2 separate regions of the Homo sapiens genome follow, and region 1 is linked to region 2. The links are chromatin contacts, found by Hi-C or POLR2A ChIA-PET in ENCODE. All regions are on one chromosome and are shown on one strand. Each heading gives the region's core, a stretch centred on a gene start or an enhancer-like site at or near the end of the contact. The rest is flanking DNA. Distances are from core to core; before and after follow the strand shown. Region 1 overlaps CASZ1 (castor zinc finger 1). Region 2 overlaps CASZ1 (castor zinc finger 1).

The links. Hi-C counts contacts between places; a loop is a spot of excess contacts on that map. ChIA-PET counts read pairs that join two places held with the same protein, here RNA polymerase II (POLR2A). Pooled maps may share reads with other maps.
Region 1: POLR2A ChIA-PET joins it to region 2 with 11 read pairs in activated T-cell. The contact joins two enhancer-like sites. A Hi-C loop is called at or near these places in 2 of 168 maps with a recorded cell type or tissue (astrocyte of the cerebellum and heart right ventricle) and 1 of 50 pooled maps. POLR2A ChIA-PET finds 5 or more read pairs at or near these places in 3 of 52 experiments (CD4-positive, alpha-beta T cell, OCI-LY7 and activated T-cell).

What each region holds. Positions count from the first base shown.
Region 1 is chr1:10,708,843-10,712,813 of GRCh38, reverse strand. The region is part of intron 2 of CASZ1 (castor zinc finger 1); the gene reads left to right. Among named protein-coding and RNA genes, the nearest start is that of CASZ1, 86 kb to the left of the region's middle. RefSeq lists an enhancer at 1-518. Within about 2 kb of position 2,138, at least 2 of the 41 ENCODE cell types and tissues checked have a DNase peak (open chromatin) inside an H3K27ac peak, as active enhancers do.
Region 2 is chr1:10,644,276-10,647,823 of GRCh38, reverse strand. CASZ1 (castor zinc finger 1) reads left to right here. Exons shown (of 21, transcript NM_001079843.3): 16 at 1-23; 17 at 1,498-1,696; 18 at 2,736-2,907. Among named protein-coding and RNA genes, the nearest start is that of CASZ1, 150 kb to the left of the region's middle. RefSeq lists an enhancer at 1,017-1,522. Within about 2 kb of position 1,268, at least 3 of the 41 ENCODE cell types and tissues checked have a DNase peak (open chromatin) inside an H3K27ac peak, as active enhancers do.

The DNA of each region.
Region 1 (3,971 bases), core at 889-3,388, 64 kb before region 2:
CGTGTGTATTGGGATCCGCACAGGAGAAGCGCTGTGTGTGTGCCGGGAACGGCAGCCCGCGGGGGTGCGGAATCACAGGCACTTGAGCGGGGGGGTCCTAAGGGGAGGTCCCTTCACTGCAACCATCCTAGCCTTTCTGCCTCGTCCTCTCCCTCAGTGATCACACAGCACATCCTGTGGAGCCCCGGGAGCCCCACTCGGATGGTGGATTCTCAAGCAGAGGGGGAAAGAGGGCCCATTTGAAGTCACCGTGTCTCACCTACCCACCCCCCTGGCTTGGCTTCCCCAGCACCTGCCCTGAGCTGCCACATGGGGACAAATTCCTTCTCTCCCTAGCAGTTGCTTTTTTAAAAAAGCGATATCATTTTATTTTACTTTATGGTGGCAAAATGCACACACCGTAAAATTTACCATTGTAACCATTTTATTTTATTTTACTTTATTTTATTTTATTTATGTATTTATTTGAGACAGAGTCTCACTCTTGTCTTCCAGGCTGGAGTGCAATGAGGCGATTGTGGCTCACTGCAACTTCCACCTCCTAGGTTCAAGTGATTTTCCTGCCTCAGCCTCCCGAGTAGCTGGGATTACAGGCGCCCACCACCATGCCCGGCTACTTTTTGTATTTTTAGTAGAGACGGGGTTTCATCATGTTGGCCAGACTGGTCTCCAACTCCTGACCTCAAGTGATCTGCCTGCCTTGGTCTCCCGAAGTGCTGGGATTACAGGCATGAACCACCACGCCCGGCCTGTAATCACTTTAAAGTATAGAAATCAGTGGCATCAAGTACGTTTGCAGAGTTGCACAACTATTAAGCTAGTTCCAGAACTTTTTCATCACTCCAGACAGAAACCCTGAACCCCTTAGCAGTCCCTCCTCACTGTCCCCTTCCCCCAGTCCCTGGCAACCACTGCTTTCTGTCTCTGTGGATTTGCCTGTTCCGGATATTCCATATTAATGGAATCATACAACTTGTGGCCTATTGTGTCTGTCTGGCTCCTTTCTCGTTCAACATTTCCAGGTCTATCCACATTGTAGCCCATATCAGAACTTCACTCCTTTTTTATAGCTGAATAATATTCAATAGTATGGACAGACTCCATGTTGTATGTCCATTTCTCAGTCCATGGACACTTGAATTGTATCTACCATCTGACTACTGTGAATAGTGCTGCTATGAACATTCATGCACAAGGTTTTGTTTGTTTTTCTTTTTTTTTTTTTTTTGAGTACCTGTTTTCCATTTTTTCTGGTATATGCCTGGGAATGGAATTGCACCATCTCTCCTAGCTTCTTAAAGGCAGGGACCCTGGAAACTAATAAGAGGCCATATTTATTGAGCACTTGCTATGTGCCACCTACTGTGCTAACCATTATTTCCGCGAGTCCTCAACAGCACAGGAATGGAAGCTCCCTGAGGGTTGAGTCTTTGGTTTGCCAATGTTCTCTAGGTCTAGGACAAGGATCTAATAGCATGTAGTAGGTGCCCAAGAAATACTGAATGAACTTCCTTTGAGCTAGGTACTCATGGGCCCCCACTTTTCAATGGAAGAAGCTGGGGCCTGGAGAGGTTAAGCAGCCTGCGTACCCAATTGCATGGCAGGAGGCAGCAGAGGCAGGATTCAAACTCAATTCTCACCAACTCGACTTTTGTATGCTGTCTTTTTCTTTTTTCTCCCCCCAAGACGGAGTCTCGCTCTGTCGCCCAGGCTGGAGTGTAGTTGCATGATCTCAGCTCACTGCAACCTCTGCCTCCCGGGTTCAAATGATTCTCACGCCTCAGCCTCCCGAGTAGCTGGGATTACAGGCGTGCACCACCACACCCGGCTAATATTTGTATTTTTAGTAGAGACAGGGTTTCACCATATTGGCCAGGCTGGTTTCAAACTCCTGACCTCAGGTGATCTGCCCACCTTGGCCTCCCAAAGTGCTGGGATTACATGAGCTACTGCCCCCGGCCTTTTGTAAGCTTCTTGTTTTCTCTTCCTTGTGCCTGGCACAGCGTCACGCACACAGTGTGTGCTCAGTGAGTGCCTGATGATCTCGCTGTGGAGCAGGGACAAGAGAGATCTAGGGTCACTTGACCTGGCACAGGGGCTGGGGAAAGCCTGGAGCAGGTGTTGTCTTTCTGTGCATCTGTTGGCGACGTGCCTGTCTGTTGAGAGGAGGCACTGCCTACCACGCTGAGCCCTGAGCTGGCAGAGACTGGAGTGGGCACTGCTAAGCACCCTCCCAGCACCTGGGAAAATCTTCTTGCTGACTCCTTTGCCAGAACCACTCCTCATCTTGACCTTCAAGGCCCTTAGAGAAAAGGAGAGCAAACTAGGCCACCAACTTGGACCCTTCCTCCTGGGGAGACTAGGGGTCCTGCCCAAGAAGATCGGGCAGGGCCACTGGGAAATGGAGGCGTTGCTTCCTCCTAAGGGGGTCTCAGGAGGGGTGGGGAGGCCAGCTTTTCTCCTGGAGCCTTGAGAGAGTCAGGCAGGGCCTCGAATTCACCATTGAAGTCCCTGGCCAGGCATGGGGACCACATAGGGCAACATCCCATGAAGGACTTGAGGCCCTGACTGGGGAAGGTCCAAGACAGGCAAAGGTGGGCTGGAAGCTGGTGCTGAGCCAGCCTCAGGGTGGAGGGTCAAGTTGAGGTCTCCTGCTTTTTAAAAATTACTATGATTAAAAACACTTCTTAAGCCAGGTCTTGGGAGAGCAAGGTGGGAAAACCCATTTCCTGTCCCCAAAGGACGAGGGCCCTTCCTCTTGACCCTATGTAGACTTTTCAGGTTCCTGGCCCAATTCCAACCAAGACTGTGCCTGGAAAGAGCCCAGAGCCAATCCGGAGGCCTGCTCCGACTCCGGGGTCTGGACAGCCACCCCCACCGCCCCTCCCTGGTCCGGGGCCCAGGCTCCTTTCCCGAGGCCTCTGTCTCGATCGGGCACCTGCTGGCCTGTGCGGGCCGCCGGCCCCCTCATTGTCCTGCTAACTGCTGTGTAAAAGTTCCGGGCTTCCTCTGACCTTTCCGTTTTGCCTGGTTATGCCATGGGATCCCCCTGGTGCGCATCCCCCTGCGGCACTGCCCGGGGCACTGCTCAGCCCCTGCCTGGGGCCTTTCTCTCCCCAGCCGTCCTCCGGGCAGCACTTTGATTCGCTTTCTTTTCTCCTCTCTTTCTCTCTCTCCCTCTCTCTCTCTCCCCCTCTCCCGCTCTCTCTTTCTTTTTCACTCTTTTAACATGCTTTTCCTAAAAAGTTTTTTAATCAATCAAATTTGAGGCAGAAAATAGGTTTTGTCACGCCTGGTCCCGGGGTAGTGAGACTCTCACTCGGGCTCCTGACAGCTCCTCAATACAGGAAGGAGGCCAAACAGAATATTTCTCCGGGAAAGTGCCCGTTTCCATGACGCTGCCCCTGTTGTCTATGCCGCCCCCCTCCTCACACTGCCGGGCTGACATGGCCCCAGCCCCTGTGAAAGGGCTGGCCAGGGAGAGGCTGTGCGTGAGGATGGGGCTGGGGGCAGGGGGAAGGAGACGCAGTGGAGTGCGGGGGCGGATGGGCAGCCCGACAGCTGCCCCGAGCCCCCATGGCCCCGGGAGGCCTGGGGAGCAGGTAGGAGTGCTGGCCGAGGAGCCTGGCCTGGTGCTTCATAAATATGGAGCTGGGCAGCTGTGGGTGAGAGGCTCCAAAGCCAAGTCCTGGACCAGCAGCGGCTCCAGCAAGAGGGAACTGCAGATGGAGGAGGCCCCTTCAGGTCCTGGTACGCTGGTCCCTGCCACTTCTCCGCCTGTCACTCTCCCCCGTCCCATCTCTCGTGGCACTCCCTCCCTCCCTCACCCATGGCCCCCCCCCTCCCCGTCCTCCATCCCTTGCTTCCTTCCTGCCCTCCCCCGACCCTGGCACCTCTTGTGCCGGAGGAGCCTCTGGTCCTCCCAGCGCCCAGCCCACCAGGCCCCACTCCGAGCCGCCTGCAGGCCCCCA
Region 2 (3,548 bases), core at 19-2,518:
GGATTCCTCCAGTTCCAGGAGAAGTGAGTCCCTCGATGAGCCGGGAGTCCCGCGTTCCCCTCGCGTCTCGGGAGTAGGTGCTAGCAAGGGCGCTAGGAGGCCCTGTTCCTCACTGCGGATGGTGCTGCTGTCCCCAGCCTCTCTGGGGCATGGCCATCGGGTGATGTCCTTCTAGCCAAAGATGCTGCTGCTCCTACCTCACTGCCTGTCCCAGAGCAGGCCAGCCCGCGTGGGCCGATGGTGGCGGCAGTGGCTACTGCTCCTGCAGGGCATGTGGTGATCCTGCCAGGGCCAGGTGGGGTGGACTGGGCGTGGTGGTCCTCAGAGGACAACTCCCAGCCTGACAAGGAGGGCTGCGTCTCCCTCCGAGCCTCCGTATTGGCCTCCTCTGTGGCTCACACCCATGGCTGAATCTCTGCAGGGCACGTGAAGTCACGGGTAGGGGCCAGGCCCCTCCAGGCCGTCACTGGCCTGCACAGTGGTCTGAGCTCTTGGGTGGAAGGGACCCTCCTCACTGGATGGTGGTGGCTCCTTGCAGGGAGAACGGTGACTTTGTATTGTCATGTGTGCGGCTTCCTGTTCTCAATAAAAGTAATAAATTGGATTATTTATATCGCCTGAGTGGCAGCTGTCCTCCCTCTCTGAGCAACTGGGGCTGGGCCCACAGCATGGAAGGGGCCCAGCACTGTTCTCCGTCCCCCCCACCAGCCTCCCCTCCCCCTCCTCCTCCCCAGAGTAGCAGCTCAGGTTTCCCTGGCCTGGTCAGAGTGCCCACCGTGGGTCCCCTGGGAGGGGACTACAGTGTTGCCAACCAGAGTTGAAGGCTGGGACCAGTGTCCTCCTGCACCCCTCTGCATCCTGGAGGCGGCCTAGGGCAGGCCAGCACACCCGCTCTGCCCCAGCAGCTCTCCCACTCCGCCGGCAAGTGAGGTCTGAGTGGGTGGGCACCATGGGCCCCGAGTTGATCCTGGGGAGCCCAGCAGCTGTGAGCCCCCAGGAGCTGACACCAGGCACGCGCTCCTGCTTGCTAAGGGCCTGTGGCAGCAGCGCTTCCTGGTGGGGCCGAGCACCCATCTGCAGTCTGTCAGCCACATCCACGGTGGCGCCCATGCCACGCCAGCCAGGGCCTCACGGCACCCCGCCAGGGCTGGCAGCACCATCCTTATTTTCCGATCCAAGAAGTTATTACAGCCATCCTTATCTATAATCCTGAGGTGTGGCCATGGAAACTACTTGTCCCAGCATGCAATGCTCTGGGCACCCTGCATATTGCAATCCCTGTGCACCATGCAGAGCTCCTAAAAGGAGGCAGGAATGCATGCTGGGATCTGTAGTCTCCAGCTGAGTCATCCTGTTGAGCAGGACAGCAGCCCAGGCCATCCCTCTTGGTGGTACCGCTGGTCGTGGGGGAGTGAACTCCAACACAAGTGAAGTCAGGACACCAGCAGGGAGGGCTTGAGAATGGCAATGACCTTCTGGGCTGTGGTTTCCTTCCAGCGATCCTTGCCTCGCCACGGACTGCAAGTACGCCAACAAGTTCCACTTCCACTGTCTCTTTGGGAACTGCAAGTACGTCTGCAAAACGTCTGGCAAGGCCGAATCCCACTGCCTGGACCACATCAACCCCAACAACAACCTGGTGAACGTGCGAGACCAGTTTGCATACTACTCTCTGCAGTGTCTCTGTCCCAACCAGGTCAGCATGGCGGTACACGGCGCAGGGGCAGAGTAGGGGGCAGGGAGGTGCAGGGCTAGCTCAGGGCACAGGACAGTCACCTCCTGGCAGAGGCTCCATTTCTCACACCTTGCTTATTTAAATGGGCCTCCCGGACTCTGGAAAGAGCACCATCTGCCCCTAGGCCCCTGGAGACCCCTGGGCAGGGGTCCAGATTGGTGCTAGTTGGTGAGGTCTAACCCCCGAGTGGTGACTCAATGCTGGGCAGCCACCGTGCCCTTGACATCATTCTTGCCTATCCTGGAACTAGCTTTATGCCCCCTTTTTCCAAAGCCCTAGAATTTTCGAACAGGCCCATTGTCCGTGCCCACACAGGAAAGTCAGATCAGATTCACCTTAAAGGCCTGACTCCCAAGACCAGGAGGGGCTGCCTGAGGGGGAAACTGGGCCCAGAAGTGCTAGTATAGAGCAGTGATGTCTGCCCAGGTCTAGACATACAGGGAAGAGTGTTAAAATAGATTCGCGATGTCTGCTCTAGGTATGGGATTGCAGATGGCCTGCAAGGTTACCAGGCTAGGATGCTTTAGTGCAGTGACTAAGGGCAGACACTGCCTTTTTTTTGAGACAGTCTCGCTCTGTCACCCAGGCTGGAGTGCAGTGGCACGATCTCGGCTCACTGCAAGCTCTGCCTCCCGGGTTCACGCCATTCTCCTGCCTCAACCTCCCGAGTAGCTGGGACTACAGGCGCCCGCCACCACGCCCGGCTAATTTTTTGTATTTTTAGTAGAGACGGGGTTTCACCTCTTTAGCCAGGATGGTCTTGATCTCCTGATCTCGTGATCCGCCCACCTCGGCCTCCCAAAGCGCTGGGATTATAGGCGTGAGCCACCGCGCCCGGCCCTGCGCTGCTTTTTAACATGTGAAAGGTGTTTCTATGATCATCAGCTTCTGAGCAGAGAAGAACACATGTGCCAAGGGCCCACCACAGCCTCAGGCCCGGGGCAGGCAGGAGCTCTTGAAAGTCACCCGCCTGTCCTGACCCTCCCGTGTCTCCCTGCAGCACTGCGAGTTCCGAATGCGTGGGCACTACCACTGCCTCCGCACCGGCTGCTATTTTGTGACCAACATCACCACCAAGCTCCCCTGGCACATCAAGAAGCATGAGAAGGCGGAGCGGCGGGCAGCCAATGGCTTCAAATACTTCACCAAGCGCGAGGAGTGTGGCAGGCTAGGTACCGAGGGCTGGGGCTGCGGGCAGGGACTTGCAGCAGGCATCAAGACCATGGCCCCCGTGGCCTGGGCCGCCTCTCCTGGTACCCGCGTCCTGTTCCCCACCGCAGGCTCCACGTTTTGTTAAAGGTGTCCCAGATATCACGGGCTAGGCACTGTCAAGCTTGTGAAACAGTCCAAACCCACAAAGCCCAGCAAGAAGAGTGGGGGTGACTCACGCAGGGCACCGCCCCTCCACCCCCAGACAGCCGCCCTGGGACCTCATCTTGAGCATCCAGGGCCTGGGCGTGGTTCTGTTTTCCTTTTCTTATCAAGAAGGCGAGCAGGGAATTTTTAGGAGTTCAACGTTCTTTGCTCTGGGATCTCTTTCCATGGCTTTCATGATGAGGTTTTTGTCCGCAGTGAGCTACAGTTTGTTCTTCCATTCATCCATTCTGCAGTTATTTATGGAGGGACAGCTGTGTGCCAGGCTGGGTGCTGTCACAGGGGTGGGGGTGGTGACAGTGGTGGCGACTCAGATCTAATGGGGAACGGTCAAGTTCTCCATGGGCTCAGCTGGAGCACCCGTGACCCGGAACCCAGGAAGGGGTGCTGTGGCTTTGGGAAGGGAGGCCACTGATGCCTGAGAGGTAGCCGTGCTGCT